2 separate regions of the Mus musculus genome follow, and region 1 is linked to region 2. The links are chromatin loops, found by intact Hi-C in ENCODE. Cell type or tissue: gastrocnemius. All regions are shown on one strand. Links, peaks and the distances in the headings refer to the core of each region. The heading gives the core; the rest is flanking DNA.

The links. A loop is a pair of places that touch in the nucleus more often than their neighbours do. Peaks named below come from ENCODE experiments on the same cell type or tissue, not always from the same donor. Only the 100,000 strongest peaks of a DNase experiment are listed, where the experiment ranks them.
Region 1: it touches region 2 in a loop (2.1-fold over the local background); 13 of 42 quality-filtered maps call a loop at or near these places.

Annotation. Positions count from the first base shown.
Region 1 is chr1:191,284,351-191,295,201 of GRCm38, forward strand. No RefSeq gene overlaps it. Among named protein-coding and RNA genes, the nearest start is that of Nenf, 28 kb to the right of the region's middle. In gastrocnemius, for the core only: a CTCF peak has its summit at 4,655 (motif pointing left); a DNase peak (open chromatin) is centred at 4,579.
Region 2 is chr1:190,945,279-190,956,129 of GRCm38, forward strand. It overlaps Vash2 (vasohibin 2), which reads right to left. Exons shown (of 8, transcript NM_144879.2): 8 at 2,368-4,978. The coding sequence ends at 4,906. Angel2 (angel homolog 2) reads left to right here. Exons shown (of 9, transcript NM_021421.4): 9 at 1-1,213. Among named protein-coding and RNA genes, the nearest start is that of Angel2, 22 kb to the left of the region's middle. In gastrocnemius, for the core only: no CTCF peak of the experiment used is centred there; a DNase peak (open chromatin) is centred at 5,945.

The DNA.
Region 1 (10,851 bases), core at 2,224-6,223, 340 kb after region 2:
AATAATAATAAATTAATATACATATATATATGGAATATATAAAGTAAATATATATATATGCATGAGGAGATTGAATTACACTTCAGCTGACACTAAGTTTTTCAATGTGGAGAGAGAAATGAGGAGAAGGCTGGGACTTTCAAAGCTTTGATCAGCCCCTTCCGCTTGTGTGAGTGTGAGTGCGTGAGTGCATGCAGCATTGTTGCGGGGAGTAGGGGGGCACCAGTCCTCGGCAGGACATCCCTCATGGCCACCAGGACATTGCCCAGTGCTTCCCACTTCCTCCTAATGAACTAGAGTGCACACCTGTCCTTGGATACCTTGAGCAGCTGCCAGGCACGTGGTAGGACGTGAAGCCACACCACCCAGTCACGTCCCTCATGAATCAGTCAGTGTTGGTGAGGCACCCTGCTGTGTCAGCTTGCTGGTGTCCTTCATCACCTGTGGCCTCATTGAGGACCACAACCATGGGACAACAACCTGCACATTTAAAATAAACCTTATGTGTATTCATGCTTTGCGAGCTTGTATGTATGTGTACCATGTATGTACCAGGTACCCTGGGAATTCAGAAGAAAGCATCAGATCTCCCTGGAACTGGAAGCACTGATGGTATGAGCCACCATATGGGTCCTGGGAACCAGCCAAGGTCCTCTGCAAGAACCACACATGCAAAAGCTGTGGAGCCATCTCTCCAGCTCCATCTTTAATTCTTTTGGCACTGAAAATCTTTACTCCAAGAAAATCTCACCTAAACTTCCATCAAAACCAATGGGAAATCAGCAATCGCAGGTAAGATTGCTTAGCTAACCAATAAAAATACAAAAGGAAGAAGAAAAATGGGACATGCACACACACAAGCATAAAAGAAAGGAAAAACATAGGTTTCTGCCAAGTTACTGCACTATACCGTTCCCACCCCTGGAGCAGAGCCAACTTAAGGCTTGTTTATATAATAATGTACATAATTCACTTTATGTTCCTCCTTCAGGAGATGTTCTCCCTGCTAAGGTAAATGACTCCATGATAATATAAACAACAACAGTCTGGAAGGTGAGGGTGTGTCTAATGTCCTTAGCAAAATGGTAACCACTGTGACCTTTAGGACAGTCCTTAAGTCTGTAGGAAAGAACTCTGAAGAAAACATGAATGAGATATAGATAGATAGATAGATAGATAGATAGATAGATAGATATGATTTCTCAATTATGCAAAATATAAGGATGCAATATGAATTATATGAGGGGCTTCACAAACCTAAAATAACAGAGGCAGCTGCACTCTGAGCCAGCTTGTCAGAAAGATATTAAGGAGATGAAGAAATTTGGGGAGTGGTGATAGCATGGCAAGATCCCACTCAGCTAAGTTTATTGTTTGTGCTTACAAAGGCAGGCAGATTCCTGAGTTCAAGGTCAGCCTGGGACAGAGCTAGTTTAGGCCCAGCGGGGTAGGAATGGTGATCTCAGAGTTGGATCCCACCCAGCTAGTTTATTGTCTATGCTTACAAAGGCAGGAAGATCCCTGAGTTCATTGCTATGTTTTAAAAAAAATAATGTACCTGCTGTCTTTCTAAGAATCAAGGGGATAGGGACATAAAGTGTTGATTCATGGGATAATCAAAAGGGAAACTGGGGTGGACTATTGAATTAATACATAAATAAAAGCCCATACATGGGCTTTGGTCTGCAAGAGATAGCTACCCAGAGAGATCTGCTTGGAGAGCGAACACAGCTCTTTTAGAATTTTTTTTCTAGCAAGAACAGAGCTATCTGGAGAGCTGTCTCAAGCAAAACATGAGGCTGTCAGCTTGCACCCCCACCTCACTGAACTCAGGTCCTCTTGCTTAACCTCTGAACCACCTCTCCAGGTTTCACCGAAGTTGCCCAGGTAAATTTGTACTTGGTAATCCTCCTGCCTCAGGATCCAGAGGAGCCAGGATTACAGGCCTGTACCACCAAGATTATCTTAATTTGGTCACATTCGATGCTACCTAAAATTAGGGAGAGCCCATGGTTAAGGCCAAATACGGATCCCTTTACCCCTTCTTCACCATGGTCGTCATTTTCTTGTCCCTGCGGAGACTTCCTGTGGTTGCTTTCCTTTCTCCTTCCCGCCCCAGCTGTCTCCTTTTGGATGGCAACATCCAGTTTATCTTGATTTTGTTGAATGGATCCTGGTGGCCCAGGGGACCAGTGTTAGGTGGGTGATCAGTAAAAGCCACATCTCCCTGCCTTTACTCTCTCTCCCCAGAAAAGCATTGAGGGCTAAATGGCTTCCTGATATGTGATCCCTGGTGGGATCCAGCATGAGGTCACTTACAAAGGACAGAGGGACATCCTCAGGAGAGGGCATTGCTGACTTTGCTCATGTTTGGGTTCCTTCCTGTGTGGGGTGTCCCCAAGGTCACCTTCTTGGGCCCACGCATGTCCCAGGCTTAACCCACGGCTGCTTATGTTTCATGCCGTGGGCCTGGCCCAGCATCTTTCAGCACAAGCCAATAACCACTGTCACAGCAGTCATGACATGGGTGCCCTAACAAATGGAGTGGCTGTGAGTCTCCAGCTGCCTGGCCTCCACCCAGTGTTATTGATTAAGATGTATAGTGGGTCATCCAATAGACCAGACCAAGAGCCATACAACTGAATAGAAACCAAGCAAGCAGAGAGCCCCACACAGACTGGATTGCCTCACTGCCAGCATGTCAGAGCAGCTCTCCAGAGAGGATGCCTCTGAGCTGTCGTGATAAACAGTCCCTTACTTTACCCTGGCCTGATTTAAGCAGTTGCCTTGCTGTTGTTCTGTTTCCTGTTCCTGCCCGAGCTGTGTTACAAAGCCTCACTAGTAAGTGGAACATCCTCTATTGGAGCACATTGCTGCCTGCTTGATGCAGCATTATTAAAGCCAATTAGGTCTGTGTGCTGGTTGGTATATGCTTGGTCCCAGGAAAGGCACTATTAGGAGGTATGGTCTTGTTGGAGTAGGTGTAGCCTTGTTGGAGGAAATATGTCATTAGGGGGGACCCTCCTCCTAGCTGCCTGGAAGCCAATTTCTCCTGTCTGCCTTCAGAACAAGATATAGAACTCTCAGCATCTCCAGTGCCATGTCTGCCCATGCTTCCTGCCATGATGATAAACAACTGAACCTCAGAACCAATAAGCCAGCCCCAATTAAGTGTTGTCCTTTATAAGAGTTGCCTTGGTCATGGTGTCTGTTTACGGCAATACAATCCTTAACTAAGACAGTCTGTCAAGTACATTTGTTGAAATTTCGTTTTTTAGCCAGTGCCCTGATTGGTGAACTGACCCAAGTGAGAAAGGTAAGGACATAGGTGACATCGTCAGATGACGCATTACAATTGTATCTGATCCAGTGCTTCCTAAACCTGTGTTGCTGTCTGAAAAATGCACATTCATGTACCCGTGCGTCTGGGGCAGTGGTTCTCACCCTTCCTAACCCTGCAGCTCTCTATTCCAGCTCCTCAGGTTGTGGGGACTCCCAAGCATAAAGTTACTTTGTTGTTACTTCATAGCTGTAACTTTGCTACTGTTATAAGTGGTGATGCAAACATCTGTTATGCAGGATATCTGATATGTGACCTCTGTGGAAGGGCCATTCAACCCAAAGGAGTCATGATCCTCAGGTTGAGAACCGCTGTCCTAGTGTGACTAGACAGCCAGTCCCGACAGGTGTGTACTATGGGCAAACAGGACAAAATGAGAACTGTCATGGGTTTTTAAGTCACCACAATTGTGTTTTGTTATTGTTGTCTCTTTTTGACACTAAGGCCAGAGTGTTTCTGGGACGGTGGCTGCTTAATCAACCAAGCCCTGGAAGGAGGAACGACCAGAAGAGAGCCCTGACTCAGGCTGGAATTGAATAAGACCACTGAGGTGTTGGGATTGCATGCTGTTACTACAGCATAATCCACCCAGCCCTGATTAATAGCCCTGAACGAGCCCAGATCTCCAGAATTCCCTTGTGGTCTAAGCTGAGGGGTTTCCCTAAATGCCATTCCTGCCCATGCTTTAGATGGTGTGCTGGGTTTGGGAAGTCTTCTGCCTTTCATGTGGATCTGAGGACCAGTTCTGAGCTGCCTCATACGGGAGACTGCAGTGAGCTGAATGGTACCCTTCAGAAAGGCCTGGACTGTTACATTGCTGGGGGGTTGACGGGGTCTTTGTAAATGTAGTTAACTTAAGGCCGTGAAGCAGAAGATCAGCCTGAATTAGCAATGTGGGCCTTAGTGGCCCAGTGGCAGGTGTACTTTTAAGTGTGAAGCAGGGAGGCCAGGGTTTAACTTAATGGTGGAACAGTTGTTAAGTTTGTTTTTTAAGTTCCAACATTGCTTAATAAACAAGGTACTGAAAATGAAGATAGCTAATGGGGTTAAGATAAGAGTGGTATGGATCAAGTAGGAAGACAACTAAGGAAGATAGTGGAGCCAGCACCGTGTGTATGGAGGGAAAAGGGGGGGGCGCAGAGCCAAGCCTCTCATCCCTGCCAGTGATGTGTTGGGTGTTTCTGGAGTCACCTGAGCACCCCACTCTCTACCGCCCTCCAGCGGCCAGATGTCTAAGGATGACCCAGTCAACACCAGGAGCATGGGAAAGCAGCTCTCTAGGAAGGTACAGCGCCCCATGGGGCACCACAGAGCCTCACAATAGCGCCCCCTGGTGGTCATAGATGGACAGAAAGCAACAGGGGTGAAAAGCGGGGTTTTTTACCTGGAACTGGGGAGGCTCTCATTCTGAGGACGTGCAGCAGAACAAGGGCAAACTGTCAGGACAGAGTGTGGCCTGTGTAGCAGCAGCCAGTGGGAAGCCCTCTGGGGTCAAGCAATGGTGTTAAATATTGGACGGTGATGCTGCCAGTCCTCCTGGAGCAAAGCCTTCACAGCGTGGGACCTGGACTGGAGCAAGCAGGACTGGTGGTAGGGAACACAGGCCTTGCCTGAACTGTAGCAGTGGGAAGGGGAGGACACACCCACTCTGTGGTTTGTTCTTTCTTCATAACTATCAGTTATGCTGGGACCATGAGACTGTGCCCTGGTCCCAGGCTGCCCCTTGCGAACCACGTGGGAAGAAGCTACTGACCTGCCCAAGTAATACTACCCCAAATCTTGATGGTCATTTGCAGAGATCTGGGATGACCTGGACAGTGTTACACTGAGTTTACAGCATCCTGCGAGAGACCTGAGGAATGCAGCAAGCCAGGGATTTGCCCTGAGATGACCTATGCCATCCACTCACCCAACCACAGTGCTCTCTCTCCCCACACCTGCAGGAGGTGCCAGGGTACCAGCCAGGATGGAGGTCAGGGGTAAAGGATGATGGACTGGCTGGGAAGACTGTCCTTCACACTGACAGTTGACAAACCCAGAAAGCATGTGTGTTAGCAGAAATAGGAGGCAGACCATGATGTGTCTCACTTAAGGGCACTGTGCAGCCAGGAGACCCTTTGACTTCGGGGGTGGAGGGAGTGTTTGCAATTTCACCTTGCTGTCTGAGGTGTGGAGTCCTCGATGCTCTAGGATACCGTCATGGTGGGAAGACCTATGGGTGAGGCAGGAGGCAGCTCGCAGCAGAATGACACGTCCCCTTTTTTGTTCAGTCTAGGACCTCAACCCATGGAAGGTGCCACCCAAATTCAGGATCTCTTCGGTCCACTCTTAACTCTGGAGATACCTCCATAGACACACCCAAAGGGTCATCTCCTAGGTGATTCTAAATCTAGCAAAGCTGACAATACAAACTCACCTTGGTCACCTTGATACCAAACACTTCTTTACATCTGAGCAGCTTCTTGCTAGTTTGCACTCTGGGCCTTAAACTGCATCCATCATAATTACCAAGGACTAGCCAGGCATGGTGGTGTATGTCTTTTATCCCAGAACCCAGGAAGCAGAGGGAGGCAGATCTTCAAGTTCAAGGCTAGCTTGGTCTACAGAGTGAGTTCCAGGGCATCCAGGGCTACATAGAAAAACCTTGTCTTGAAAAACAAAACCAAATAACAACAACAAAAACCCGCTAAGGACTAATACTATTCTGTATGGTAATGCTATTATCAGTACCTTTTGTTGTTGGGATAAAAAGGACCACAAGGGCAACTTATAGAAGGAAGGGTTGTTTAAGCATATGATCCTGGAGGGCTGGAGTCCATCCTGGCAGGGAGCGGTGGCAGAAGCAGCAGACATGGCAGCAGGATCAGGAAGTGGAGAAATCGCATCTTCAACAGTAACTACAAAGCAAGAAGAGCACACTGCGAGTGAGGTTAGAAACTCCCAACACCCACTCTCTCTCACTAATGGACATCCACCAGAAAGCCTACAGGTTCCAGAGCCTCCCCAAACAGTCAAGCAACTGGGGACCAAGCATCTAAATACCTGAGCCTATGGAGGACATTTCTCCCTCAGACCACCACATTCCACATACATACCACATACCACACACACACTAATACATGCATGCATGCACATGCACACACAAAGGCACACACACACATACATGACCACATTAACAGTTACAATAAGGAATATACTGGGTAGTTCATTTATTATAACTCTTCCTTAGGAATAAAGCCAGAATGCTAGAATGTGTGACATCCTCATTGGTCGTTATGTGGAACCAGCTATCCACAGACTCTCAGGGATGGTGTGGTAAATCCTGAGGCTCTGAGCAAAGGGTCTTCTCATATTTGGTTGAGACTCGTTTAGCCTTTAAGACACCTTCAGGGCTGGTGAGATGGCTCAGTGGGTAAGAGTACCCGACTACTCTTCCAAAGGTCCAGTGTTCAAGTCCCAGCAACCACATGGTGGCTCACAACCATCCGTAACAAGATCTGACGTCCTCTTCTGGTGTGTCTGAAGACAGCTACAGTGTACTTACATATAATAAATAAATAAATCTTAAAAAAAAAAAAAAAAGACACCTTCAGGGGCCAGGGAGCACAAGAAGGGAGGCCGCTGACTCTGTGCTGACTGCCATCCTAGGGACCTAGAGTCGCAGTATCCCAGGCATCAGGTAATATCAAGACCAGACTTGGGCAGTGTCCAGCAGTATGACAGGCCAGGGGCAGGCAGGTGGCACTATGTATGTACAGGAAACATCTTGGCAAGCTGGAACAGTGTCTGTGGTGGTGCAGGTCTGTAATCCCAGCACTCCATAACCAGAGGCCAGCTCGAGCTACATAGTAGCTTTGAAACCAGCCTGGCTACACAGTGAGTAGCAAAAAGCCAGAAAACTAGAGGCTGGGGAGCTGGCTTGTCAGCCAGAACCATCTCGCTCTTGAAGAGGACAGATCCATTCCCAGCACCCATGGCAGGTGGCTCACAGCCAACTGTAACCAGTTTTCTAGGGTGTCTGATGCTCCTGGCTTCTGCAATCACCTGCACACATGTGCACATACCCCTACACATACACATAATTAAAGAAATAATAAGTCAGCCAGGTATAGTGGCCCATGTTTTTAATCCTAGCACTCAGGAGCAGAGGTAGGCAGATCTCTGTGAGTTTGAGGCCAGCCTGGTCTACATAGTGAGTTCCAGGACAGAACAGTCTAATGATCTTCTTCTTCCTCTTCCTCTTCCTCATCCTCTTCCTTCCCTCCCCCTCCTCTCCTCCTCCCCCTCCTCTCCTCCTCTTCCTCATCCTCTTCCTCCCCTCCCCCTCCTCTCCTCCTCCCCCTCCTCTCCTCCTCTTCCTCCTCCCCCTCCTCTCCTCCTCCTCCTCCTCTTTTTCCTCCTCCTCCTCCTCTTCCTCTTCCTCCTCCTTTTACTTCTTCATCCTTTTTTTATAAAGGCCAACACTAAAGAAATTAATAAATAAAAAGTGTCTGCTAGGGGCAGTTCTTCCTTTTTATAGTTCTTAAATGACCAAGATTTTTTACATTACAAAAAGCTTTCTGCTTATAATTAGACCAAATGATCATGTTATTCCACCACAGGGAAACCAGGTTTGGCCCTACACCCAGCAGCTGCTGCTACTATAGGGGCCTTTGGCCTCATGAGACCAGAGCCCCTTTCCCCATGCTAATCTCACAAGATTGCATCCAGCCCTCTCAGCTCAGGCCTGTTTCTGGCAACCACATCTGCCCTCCCTTGTCCTTCCAGGGTTTTCCAGAAATTCTTTGCCACTGTTCCTTGGCAGGAGACTACGGCATCACATGGCCAGTGACTGGTGCCTTCTGACTCACGGAATGGAAAGAAACCACACAGAGAAGCACACAGGGCCTCTGTTGCCAGCCAGGGTGACCACATGGAACGGGAGGTGATTCATCTGAGCCTGCCTGGCATTGGCACTCGAATACACTTGCCTGGAGCTGGGCAGTCAGCCCTTAAGTGATGCGTGGGGTATCCCCCTCCCAGGGCAGAGCAGCCCCTCCTAGGAGGAATAAGTGGCTCTCTGCCTCTGTCCCAAGTGGCTGACAGATGACCAAGGAGGTTGTAGGACAGCTCTGGGGACAGAGGTAATTAGATCAAGAATCAGGGTTGGGGACTTCAGAGAAGAGGTAGACAGGTGGAAGCTGAGTGTGGCTGGGGTCCTTTGCTCCAAATTCTTCATCACACCTGGTGTCTCCAACACAGAGGAGACACAGCTCACCATTCCAGAAGGAATATAATCAGTTGCTCACATAGTCCTTTTCAAGGCCAAGTGCAGAGGGGGCAGGGCACCAAGGGCAAGCGCAACTCTACGTCATTCCCCACTGGGCACCATATGACAGTCCCATTTTATGTATGAGGAAATTTTAACCAGAAATATAAAGCAGGTTGCCGCAGGTGACTGCCACCAGTGACAACTCTAACCACGTTGTGTGGTCCAGCTCTGCTGTGAGCTGCTGATGGATACAACATCCCATGCAAGCTCCACATTTCCCTTCACATACATGGTCTGACATCATCCTCAGAGCAGCACTGTAGGGAGGATGTTAGTGTTCACACAAAATGAGATCAGAAAGAACAGCAAGGCACAGGGTGTGTGATGGACAGGGTGTGTGATGGACAGGGTGTGTGATGGACAGGGTGTGTGGACAGGGTGTGTGATGGACAGGGTGTGTGATGGTTTGTATATTCTTGGGCCAGGGAGTGGCACCATTTGGAGGTGTGGCCTTGTTGGAATAGGTGTGACCTGGTTGGAGTAGGTGTGTCACTGTGGGTACGGGCTTAAGACTCTCACTCTAGTTGCCTGGAAGTCAGTCTTCCACTAGCAGCCTTTGGATGAAGATGTAGAACTCTCAGCTCTGCCTGGACCATGCCAGCCTGGATACTGCCCTGCTCCCACCTTGATGATGATGGACTGAACCCCTGAACTTGTAAGCCAGTCCCAATTAAATGTTTTTTTATAAGACTTGCCTTGGTCATGGTGTCTGTTCATAGCAATAAAACCCTAACTAAGACAGTGTGGTAGCTAGTGTTTCAATTGTGAGCCTAGCCTTTAAAGGCTGAGCTATCTCTCAGCCCCTATGGTGGCTAGTGTTCAAGTTGTGAGCCTAGCCTTTAACTGCTAAGCTATCTCTGATACCTGTGATACTTTTTAATTGTACAAATGATACAAGGTAGACTAGACTGGCAACAGTCTCAGTGAAAGATTCTTTAGATCAGATTGGCCTTGGTGGTGGTGGGACTGTCTTGATTACCTTAATGGCGGTGGAAAGACCGACCTACTGTGGCAACACTAGGCACAGTAGGCAGGGCCCTGGACAATGTAAGAGTGGAGGAAGAGAGCTGAGCAGTAAATATGTATGGATTCCTTTTCTTCACAGCTGTGGCTGGCTGCTTCGGCTTCCTGCCTTGGCCTCGTCACTGTCATGGTCTGTAACCTGGAGTTGTAAACTAAAACAAGCTCTCCCCGGAGTTGTTTGTCAGAGTACTTAACCCCAGCAACAGAAATGCAACACGTACAGAGAGCTCGAATGCTCTGGAGTTACAAAGTGAGTGCTGTGGAACCTCAGCCAGGACCTTCCTAAGCTGGAGCACCGTGGTTTGGGATGTTCCCTGCTGCCTATGGGGAAACCTGGCATGTGCTGAGCTGTAGGGAAGAGCTCTGACAAGGTTAAGGGGATTCAGAAAAGGTCAGCCAAGCCACATGCACAGGAAGATGGGTGAGCTAGAGGGGTAGATGAGGCCCAGACTTCTCCGTGAAGTCATGGAGGCGGTGCAAGCTTGCTTCAGAGAGCCTAACCCTAACCCTCCTCCCTCCTCCCTCTACCCTCCTCCCTCCTGCCTCTTCCCTCCTCCCTCTTCCCTTCCCCTTTCTTTCTCCTCTCTCCTCCTTTCCTCCTCCCTCTCCTCTCCCTCCTCCCTCCTCCCTCTCATCTCCCTCTTCCCTCCTCCCTCTTCTCTCCTTCCTCCCTCTTTCCTCTTCCTTCTTCCCTCCTCTCTTCTTTCTCCTCCCTCTTCCCTCCTCTCCCTCCCTCCCTCCCTCCCTCCTCCCTCTCCTGTCCTTCTCCTCTCTCCTCATTCTTCTCCTTTCCCTCTCCCTCCTCCCTTTGTTCTCCTCTTCTCACTCAACCCCCATCCCTTCTGCAACCAGGTCTCATGAAGTTTGGCCTATAACTTATTAGGCCATAAAAGATGACCTCAAACTCTTAACCCTCAGGCCTCCACCTCCAGAGAGCTATGATTGCAGGCATGTGCCACCACACACCAGGCATGCTAGGTGTTAGAAACAAACAATCTGGGTGTTGCACGGGGGAACACAGAAACAAAGCAAATGTATCTTGGTAACATAATTCTTTTTAAAAACTATTTCATTGTATGTGTGTGGATGCTGTGTCTGCATGCATGTATGTGCACCACATTCATGCTTGATTCCTGTGAAGACCAGAAGAGGCCATCAGATCCCCTGAAACGTGTGT
Region 2 (10,851 bases), core at 4,393-8,392:
AAAGAACTTTATGGTAAATGACTTCTAAGTCCTGTTAAAGTTGACAGCATTTTTAAAATGTAGTTCATCTTGGCCCTGAAGATAGGAAGTCAGTGCTTTTTAGTTCATCCGGTGGTCCTGCCCGGACCTGCAAAGCTCAGCATGCTGCCTTTTCTGGAGACCCAGTTTCATTGGGAGAAGCCTGTGCGTGTTCTTAGAAATCACTGGGTCACTCACTCCTCCACAGGGTCCAAGCTTCTGAAGAGGCTTGACAATGTGTATGCTGTAGAGAACATTGGCCCATGTCACTGCTGCCCTGAGCTGTGGGATGTGCCTACATTTTGTAGTGGAAATAGTTGAGAAGTATAGATCACTCTCATACGATACGGTGGTGCACACCTTTAATCTTATTAGCATTTGGCTGATGGCAGCAGGTAGCTGTGTAAAGCCAGCTTTAGCAACACAACAAGTGTGAGGGCAGCCTGGGCTACATGAAACCCTATCTTAAGACAAAAAAAAAAAAAAAAAAAAAAAAAAAAGGTCAAGTCCTTTATATATGTCCACTCCTGCCTGGAAAAGGTTGCCATAAGGAAAGTAGATGAGCCAGGTGCATCCACAAACACCCTTAATCCCAGCATCTGGGAGACAGAGGCAGGAGGATCACTGTGTCCCAGGCTGACTAGAACTACACACAAGGCCCTGTGTCTCAAAGACCAGCAAAAGGTGGCAGACTCCAGGTTGTCCCTCTGTCTCCTGTACTTGTCTTTCTGTTTAACGATGGTGAAAGGCCCTTGGGTCAGGAGTGACATTTCGTTGAGCCGGTTTTGTATAAATGTATTAGAGAAGTGGTCTTTGGAAGGAAGCGAGAGCTCCGCAGCTGTTTATCATTTGCCTCTAACATGCAGGAGTCATCATGGGAGCTGTCACTTAGACCCGGTAGGGAGCCTCGCTGACTGTTGACTGTACAGTTGAGTTTGGTACCGTGGTACAGCAGGGTGCCATGGCGCTTGCACTGTTCTCTGCAGCCTCACAGCAGCCTGACCAGCCAGTAGCTTGCCCTGTACAAGTGTCCAGTAGTAAAATTCTAAATGTAAGTAGAAATTTCTCTGCTTTTTAAAATAGTAGACTCAGATTACAGGCATTTTTACTAAGTCATTACTGTGCAGTAATAAATGTTCTCTACAGTGAGTTTTATTAATAGAATGTTTTATATTAGACAATAAATCTTTGCAATTTAAATTTTTACTCATTTATTCCAGTTGTTTTATGTGTAGTAGACTACTGCCTCAGAGGTGTGCAGGCTAAGAAGTGCCCAGTGAGCACCAAGCAAGCCGACCCTGCTTTCCATGTAGAGTATGAATCCAATGCTGAGATGGCCCATAGTTTGCAGTAAGCCTCTCTGGGTGCTAAGGTCCTGGTTGGAGACATAATCAATCATTATCGAATTACAGTGGTGATTGTCTTCTTAATATGGAGGATGGCTTGAGGGGATTTGTACAGACATCATTGTAGGCAAACTAACATTCATAAAAACCTTTGTAAAGTTTTTATATCCTGATGAAGATAATGTGAAATTAGGCCTATTTCATGTATAGCACTTGGATACAGTTAACTTATAAATTGCTGATAGCTTATTGTTAATCTATGGCCACACAAGACTTCTCACAAGCTTTTAAAGCTCCAATAAAAATACCTATTTTCTCTACTGTTGTGGACAGAGAAGTTGGCAACTCCTCTGGGCCTTGAGTTTACCTGCCAAGCACAGTTTGATCTGACTACATAAGTCAGATCCTTCACAGGTTAAAGTGTGAACTACCTTGTGCCTGGTGTGTGTGTGTGTGTGTGTGTGTGTGTGTGTGTGTGTGTGTGCGTGCTTGCACATGTGTGTCTGGCTGGAAGCTGGTGTGTGTGTGTGTGTGTGTGTGTGTGTGTGTGTGTGTGTGTGTGTGTGCTTGCACATGTGTGTCTGTGTGTGTGTGTGTGTGTGTGTGTGTGTGTGTGTGTGTGCTTGCACATGTGTGTCTGGAAGCCAGAGGTGAGCCCTCTGGAGCCATTCACCTTTCATTTTTAAGACAGGTTCTCTCACTGGCCTAGAACATGCCAAAGTAGGGTAAGCTGGCAGGCCAGCAAGGCTCAGAGATTGTCCTGGGCTTGAAATCGTGTCTTTCAGGATTGAGTATCTGCTAGTTTTTAATCTTTTGTTTAAAAAAAAAAAGTTATAAGGCATAGAGTCCTTTGTACCTGTAAGCTGTAATACATTACTATAATAGTTCCACATTTGTTGGGCTTTGTGGTAAGTGTGCTGAGCTGCAGACGCTGGCCTGTCACCTCCCTCAGCTCTTTCATTACCTTTCAGTCATTATCAGAATGAGGCTAAGAGGCAAGTGATTGATGTACACGAAAATAGAGTAATATTTAACAAAGTCTGGAAGAGGAAACATAGTGGTCAATATGTTGAGTGGGACAAACAGAAACAAAACAAACATCGTGAAGTCCTTCAGTTTCCAGAACGGTTTTATTACAGTTCCATGCTGTGTGGACACATGATGAGAGAGAGTCGTCGAGCCTGAAGCATGCACTTGTGGTGTTCTGTAGAATACCATCAAGTCTTCACATACTTAGAAAAATACCCACCAAAACAATTATGGTTCTTCAGAAAGATTTTTTAAAAATGTATTGGCCAGATCAAAGTCTAAGAGAATAAACAAGAATCTGAAGTGTATGTCAAAAAAACTGTACAAGGTTGTACATAAAAGTCTAGCCTAGGAAAGCCTTGTATAGTGAGCTGGAGGGCTGCAAAGGCTTCCCTTTGCTTACCCATGTCTGCTGAGGACATCCATGAAACAGCTGACTCAAGGAAAGGGGTGTGCTCACGGCTCCCACGTGTGCAGAAAACACCCAGGCCACCTCTCACAACCAATAGCAGTCAGCTTGAAACTTGTCAGCTCAGGGCATCTTGTCATGGTGCATAGGATAATTGTTCCTGTCAAGTCAGTTTTCATCTTCATCACAGCCAGGCTGAAAGGTCAGTCTGAGAGGTCAGACGTGCTGCATTCATTTTTGCCGCCTTTTTATCCCAATAAACTATTGCATTAGAATGTAGGTGTTTCGGGGCTTCCTTCTGGTTTTTTGGGAGTTAGTTTAACTACAGGCAGTAAAATTGAGTGACAAAGACAAACATTTTTAGATGTTTCTGTGACTAACTCTGCCTTGAAAAATGAACCTAAAAATCAGAAAGTAGTTGTGGGAGAGATTACAAGGGCAGTGTCACAGCCAGCTGCTCTTCTTTCCCTTGCCACACAACAAGGTTGTCCCGCTGTTTGGCGCTCTGTTCCTGGGAGCTGTCCTTGAACACAGGCAGTTGCAGGCACTTTGCCCGGTGGCTTTAGTTTAACAGATTGCTCCTTGGAACATTTAAATGCACACTGCCCTGAGGCTGACAACAGGTAGCAGCTCGTGAGGACATGTGGAGGCCCCATAACTCACTTTGAACTCCAGTCATAGGATTCTTGAAGAAAGCCATTGAGTTCAGAATTTGAAGTTTACACTCGGTTTTAGTTTCCGGGTCCTGACCGCTAAAGGACACTAAGCTTTTCCAAGAAAACGACTTTTCATTAATAATACTGGTTTAAGGGTGGAGTGAGGTTTTGCCCTCCATATGGCCCTAGGTTTCCTGGCAAAGACTCCATAAGCAGACGGTTGACTTGGAGCTCTGCCGCAGTCACAGCCAGAGGGTGGCATGCTGAGCTCTCGGGGCTAGCAATCCAGCTGAAGCCGGTCCTCTGTCCTGAGTTGGCATGGTGACTGCACTAAGATCAATGACTTGAAACTGTGTTTCCTTCTCCATGGTCTGCAAGCAGAAGCTGCGCTGCAGTCGCCACAGGCAGGCGGGCTGTGCTTCAGGGCCTGGGTGACACGGCGGCACGGGTGACACTGACACGGCGGCACGACACTGTGCTGGAACGCTTTCCCTTCACGACAGGCTCGATCCACGAGGTCCTGGTTTCCCCCAGCACCTCCTGATGCCGTGACGTAGTACCTAAAGACAAGCCCCTGGGAAACAGTCCACCATCATGTTTGCCTTCATGTGAGACAGCAGAACACATTAACAACAAGGAGCCACTAGGAACCGAGGCTGTCTGGGACGTCTCAGCACTGCTGCGTTTTTTTGGGAGCAGATGATCTCTTGTGCCTTTTGCTTGCCTCAGAAAAGGCTTAAATGTCAGCAACTGCATGGACCCGAGCTCCTCAGCGTGCTTGTTAGAAGGAAACCTGTCGGCAGATGCTTTAAGAAAAGTGACGCCAACATCCCAAAGCGGATTATATTCCCTTATTGCCAGAATTTGAGTGCTTCTAAAGCATTTGCATATAACAACTTAAATCTCATCTCACATGTGAACCAGAAAAAAAAACAAAAAAACCCCCACCAAACCATCGAGATCCCTATAGGAAACAATACAAATAGAATATAAAAAACTCATTAAGATTGCATATCTGATGCCAAAATGTTGAGGTAATATCAACTGCTTAAAAAAAACCCACCCATCTTTGCTTGTTATTGCTGAGGAGACAGTAATACTGGCTGAGTTGCCTGCTGTACCAAAAAGTGGGAGGAACTCCATAAACGGTTTCTAGAGCTGAGGCATAATGTCCAAAGCAAGCAGAAGAGTCGGCAAATGGAGAAAAGTAGAAAACTGCAGTCAGCATTGTTCTTAGGATCCTGAGTGAGGGAGTCAGTCAACCCAGGGCTTTGCCCATCACTTCAGCCCAGTCATGCCTGCTGCCCGGTGAGTTTTCAAAACCCACTCAGATTCCATCTCCAGGTAAATCCTTCAAAATCAAAACTCCACAAGTTGCAGTTCCTCCTGAAGCTGCTGGGTAAAGTGCAGAGAAGAGCACCATAGAAGCCTGGCCGGCCTGGCTCGGCTAGATCCGGATCTGATAGCCCACTTCGTTCAGAGTGCCGAGGTCAGCCACCTTCTTCTCGGTCAGAGCAGGCCTAAGGGGAAAGGCAGAAGGATGCTAGAGAGGGACCACCATAGAGGAACGAAGCTCTGCAAGGGCCTGCAGTGTGGCTAGCTAACCCTTCCAGGACCTGCCTGCAAGGGCCTGCAGTGTGGTTAGCTAACCCTTCCAGGACCTGCCTGCAAGGGCCTGCAGTGTGGCTAGCTAACCCTCCCAGGACCTGCCTGCTCCCCGCACCGCACTCTAGGCTCCCGAGTGAGTCTCCATCGACCTTGACAGGTTCTAAGGAAAGGCTTTCAGTGAAGAAATTTAAAAGCATCTCTGGGATCGAAGGAGTCTCTAAGCCTGAACTTAGTCACACTAACGTTGTAAAACTAAAACAAAACACCTTGAAAACAGCAAAATTAAGCAGGCTCTTGCTTTTTTGAGACAGGGTTTCACTGTTTCCCAGGGTGGCCTTGAACTTTGCATCCTCCCGCCTGAGTCTCCCATGTTCGGATATTATAGGTGCATAGCACTAAGTTCAGGGCTACAATTTTTGAAACCCAGTACCTCTCAGGCCCTAACAAGTTACATATAATACAGGACTAAGCCAAATTCTTTTGGCAACAGTGAGCCCAGGGGTCACGAGACTAGGTTTTGGTGGGCATTCAGTTACCCCTGAGAGATGTTCACACTGTAGGCTTGAATGTGTAGAATCAAGGTGTGTTGCCCACTGTGATGGCACACGCCTTAATCCCAGCACTCAGGAGGCAGAAGCAGGTTGAGCTCTGAGTTTGAGGCCAGCCTTATCTACAGAGTATGTTCTAAGACAGCCACAGCTATGTAGAGAAATCCTGCCTCAAAAATAAATAAATAAATAAAAATGGAGGTGTGCCTTTCAGAAATCGCTGAAACCTCACGCCCCAGCATAAAACCACCCAGAGCAAAGCATCTTTGCTAAGAAACTCCTAAAGCACGTGCCAGCAAGTTGCCTAAGCACTGTAGGGCACCAGTGAAGGCACTGGCAGCTTTCCAGGATGACACTGTGTAAGCCTCTGACAGCTTCCAATATCTGATGAACCCCTTATCAGCGTGGGTCAACATGAGCGAGACTGTAAGTGGGATTTAGGATGCTGGTGAGTTCTACTTCAGGAGTTCTGTCATCTTCACAAGAGCATCAAAGATGTCTTTAAATGACATCCAATGACACTATCTTAAGTGCTAAAAAGTGAAAATTCAGGTATAAGAAAGTTCTTAAACCTTTGAAAGATTTCTCTCTAGCGAATTGTTTCCTCTTGACAGGAAAGTAGTCCAGCTCTCTCAACTGCAAATGAACAGCAGACTTCGTAGCTCAGCAACCTGTCTAAGAAGGGCTTGACCACCCTAAAACACTTTACTCTCCTGTGGTAGGCAAGCACTGGGCCACTGAGCTCTCCCCAGCTCCCTTTTCATTTTATATTGGAGATGAAATCTCAGTTACCAGGCAGCCTTGAACTTGGAATCCTCCTGCCTCTCAAGTAGCCACTAAGAGATTCTGACATCTTGATCTATGATCATTCTCTATGAAACAACTTCACAGTGGTCACTAAAACTTGCTACTTGACCCCACTAAAGAACTTGTATCGTAGTCTCCTGTGGGTGGTGGCACCACGTTTGTGTGTCTTCTCATGGTTCCTGGGATGCCCACAGTGATGTATGGATGTATGTGGATGCACACACACTTCGCTCAGCCGTGTCAGTGAGCTCAAGGCCTTGAGGGTGATGGTGCTGTGGTCCAATCATGCCCTAGATAGAGATCAGCTACTTTAAACAGGACCACTGCCTACAAACCTGGAGTGGCTTCTAGGACCCACCTTGGGGACCCTTTGTAGGTTAATAGCCAAAAGGAAAGTGAAAGCAAAAGAAGAAAAGGAAACAAGGCAGGAAAGAAGAAAAAGTCAGCCTTTAGAGAAGCCGACTCCAGTGAAGAGCTGGCCTTCCCTTTTATTTTCCTGTAGATGTTCTTGTGAGGATGTGTGTGGAGGTATGTGTCCAAGTGTGTCCATTGCATGTGGAGGCCAGCGGCCGGCCTGTTATCTTCCTTACTTCACCTAAGTTAATTTTATTTTCTTGAGATGGAATCTCTCACTCGACTTTCAGCTTGTAGAATGAGGCTTCCAGAAAGCCTCACATCACCCTGTCTCCCTCGCCCCACATAGTGGGCTTACCGTGTGTGTGCTGCCATACCTGGCTTGTTACGTGGTTCCAGGATCTGAACTCAGGGACCTCAAGCTTGTGTAACAAGCAGTCAACTGAGCCCTTCTTTTCTACTGATTGCCTCAATATAGTCTAAACTGACTCAAGTGATCTTCCTGGCTCCCACCTCTCAAGTAACTGGAAAAATGGACGCACTAGCAGTCAGGTTCCCCTGGATTCTCTAACCTGCTCTCGAGCTAACCCCACTCAAAAGGCTCTGTGGACAACCATCAGAAAAGAGCTACAGGGAATTGACTCCCAGAGTTGGGAAGACGTTGGTTTAAGTTGACAGCGGCTTTGAAAACAGACCCCAATCTCCTTGCCCACGTTCCTCTAAGAACTCCTGGTGGGTAGAGTTGAGAGGTAAAAAACTTGACTGTTCTTTGTAGAAGGTGCTCCTGACATTAGGGGGAGGGAGACTACAGCTCAGTCATTAAAGGCACTTGTCACCAAGCATGACCCACATGGAAGGTAAGAACATACAGGTTGTCCTCTGCCCCTCACATGTATGGTGTTCTTACACACATAAATGTAGTGATAATAATAAGATCAAAACACTCCGAGGGAGCAGAGACACGCCCCTGGGAGAGGGGAAGGCTGTCTCCCTTTAGAAACTTGATCTTAATTGAGGCTGGTGAAGTCACTCTTACCATTCCACTCAGCTGAATGTTGTGTCAACCCAGTGACACAGATGTTCCTAAAGGGATTATTTAGGCAAGTGCAAAGACAGAGAGGAATGTGGAGCTAGAAGTGGCTCCAGATGTGAGCAGAGGGTAGCGTAAGCCCCTAGAACCATATATGGGACCCAGCTGACAGCCTCGAGCCAACTGTGGTTATTTTCCTCCCTGAGCACTCAGCAGATTTAGAAACAGCTTGCTGGCCTTAGGTAAAGAGATAACAGCATGACAATGGCATCCAAGAGACTTTCCTGATGCAGACCAGCTCATTGAACCCAGTGTCTGAAGCCACCGGGGCATGATCAAAGTTGTCTCTTTTAAAAAGCAAGACTAGCTGGCTGGACCAAAGCCTGCCTGAAGGAGGCTATGGGCAGAAGAGCCTTTTGTTGACCTATGTCTGGGAGCCAGCAGTGCTGGTCTAGCTTCTGATGCTGGTCTAGCTTGTGTTATGGCAAATATATGCGTCAGCAGGAGTCAGCTTGGAGTGTCCATGTCTCCTGTGGTTCCTGCTCTCCAGTTTTTCTTTTACTTGTGTTTTCTGTCATCCTTCCCTCTCCTGCATGGCAGCATGAGTCCTTTCTTCCCTAATCCTGTCCCATAGGAAGCAGGGTATATGAGGAACCGGGGAGACTGTCCCCTACCCGCTCACCTCAGTCCACTTTAAACAGAAGCCTCCTAGATACCCTTTGAGGCCCCTCCTAATCTCAAATGCAGATAGAGAGCAAAGTGGCCAGGATTCCTGATTTGGAGAAGAGCGTGGTAATGAGCTCTGCAGCACTCTCCTCGCGTCCCCACAAGTGCAGGGCTCTGGATGGCCACACTGTTCCAAGGCTACCTGACTTACAGGTCGATCCCTTCTCCACACTCCCCACTGGAAAGAGTTAATGAGGGGCTCCTGGGAACCTGCTCAGCCAGGGAAAAGGGCTATGGAGATGGGCCTGAGTCTGAGGGCCTAGGGAGTTGAGTACAGCCACCCCACCTTTTTTTTTGAGTTTAAAATATATTGGCCTATGACTGCCCCGCAGGAGCTACAATAGACCTGGGGGGGGGGCAGTAATGGGAAGGGGATGGAAGGGAAACCACTTGGGGACCCAGATCCTCCTGGTCCTTCTTTCCACTCCCAGGACACTCTAGTGTGAGGAGGGGTGGGGCCCTGGCACCCACAGCTTCGAACTCACAACTGTCTAACAGCTGTCTTCCTTGGATGCAGAAGAAGGTGCTGGTGTGGCCGATTGTCTTGGCTGCATGACAAAGTGGTAGAGATTAGGGTCTGGGGCAAGGAAAGTCAATCTCTTTCTGCCTCCCTGGAGAGAGACTCAGAGGCACCTCCCAGGCCTGAGCATAGGGACCAGTCATGGTTGCTGGGATTTGAACTCAGGACCTTCGGAAGAGCAGTCAGTGCTCTTACCCGCTGAGCCATCTCTCCAGCCCTGGCTTTCAACACTTTCATCTTGCCATGTTGGTTGTTAGTGTAAACACTTTGCCTTGGTTCATAAAGCCCAGTGGGGGTGGGTCTGCTGCTGAATAGCTTTGGGGAGCTCAAGTTGTGGTCCCCACCCAACAGCAGAACTGAGGGCTTGTCAAAAATAAAAACTCAGATTCCCGTCCCAAAGCTGCTGGTTCAGAAGCTCTAGGGAAGGCTGGTTACCCCCATTCTGATTTGGAGCAAGGCCCCTCTGAGATCCAGGAGCCACCTGTCAGTGAGGCCCCCAGCCTGGGGTTGCAGCCCTCAGTCTGCTACCCTGGCTGTCTTTTCCAGACAGCATGGCTTCCTTCCCCTGGCACAAGGCCACGGGAGTCACAAACCATCAGCCTCTCTGCTTGTTTGTCTACCTGGAGCCTCTCTAGCCCCTCCCTGCCCCTAAGCCCACACTGTAGCAAGCCACCCCTCTGTCCCTGGCTGCCCCAAAACCTTGCTTCCTGAATTCACCACTTTCTTTTTGAACCTTCACCTCTTGGCCCCGGTTATTTCCACCTGGCCGTCAACGACAGTGTAGTTCTCTTCAATTCTGCAAGGAAAAAGCCCAGAGGGAGTACACTATGTTCTAAAAACTACTTCAAGAAATCTACTCTATTTCTGCTCCTCTTCAAAGTAAGGAAACCAGGGCCCAAGGAAATGGTTTGCCCAAAGCCACCATCCTGGTTCACTGGGTCTCAGCTTAGGGCTCACCCTGTGTGCTGTCCTCCTGGCTTCCCCCATCACTCTCCTTTTCACGGGCTTAACCCTGTCATGCCCTGTCACGCTGCTCCAAAGATCCCCAGAGTCCCCAGTATCTTCCACCCCTCCCTCGAACCTCCTCAGGATCAGCCCCTCCCCCAGCCTCACTGCCCATGCTGTTTTTGAGGTGACACTTTTGCCACTGGACCACGAGTCCTCACCTTGACCCCGCCTAGAGCTCCCATCATGGGGGTGAAAAGAACCATGGGGCATAAAAGCAGGAGGGTGACAAAGTGAACCCCCCCTCTTCTTGAAGACCACCCTTCCTGCCTTAGGGGACACTACCTGTCCCCATCCTTTCTCCTCACTCCCAGGCTCTCCCATGCACCAGGTGGGTAGAGAGGTCAGTGGGTTCCCCAGAGCAGGGCTGTTGAGGTTTGGTCTTTTGCTTTGTATGTATGGTTGCCCCCAGGGATGAGAGAATTCCCACGTATACCCAAGTAACACTTAACCCTGCCCCCCAAGTTATCCCCGATTGATGAATAAAGATGCCTACAACCTATAGCTGGGCAGAATTGAGATAGGTGGAGCATTTGGTTCCCAAGCTTGGGGCTAGAGGAAAACCATGAGGAAGAGAACCAGGAGAGAGAAGGAGAGAGGAAGACGCCATGGGGCAAGGGATCGTAAGAACAGTTCACGTGGGCGAGCCACTGGAGTTAAGAGCAGCCCATGTGGAACGAGCCATAACTCGGGGTTACTGATAGGGAGGTAAAATAATATGAATCTCCCTCTTAGCCATCCCTTCCTCATCTCCTAGTTGGTCTCTGCTTTCTCTGGCCTCCCCAGAGCTACTCA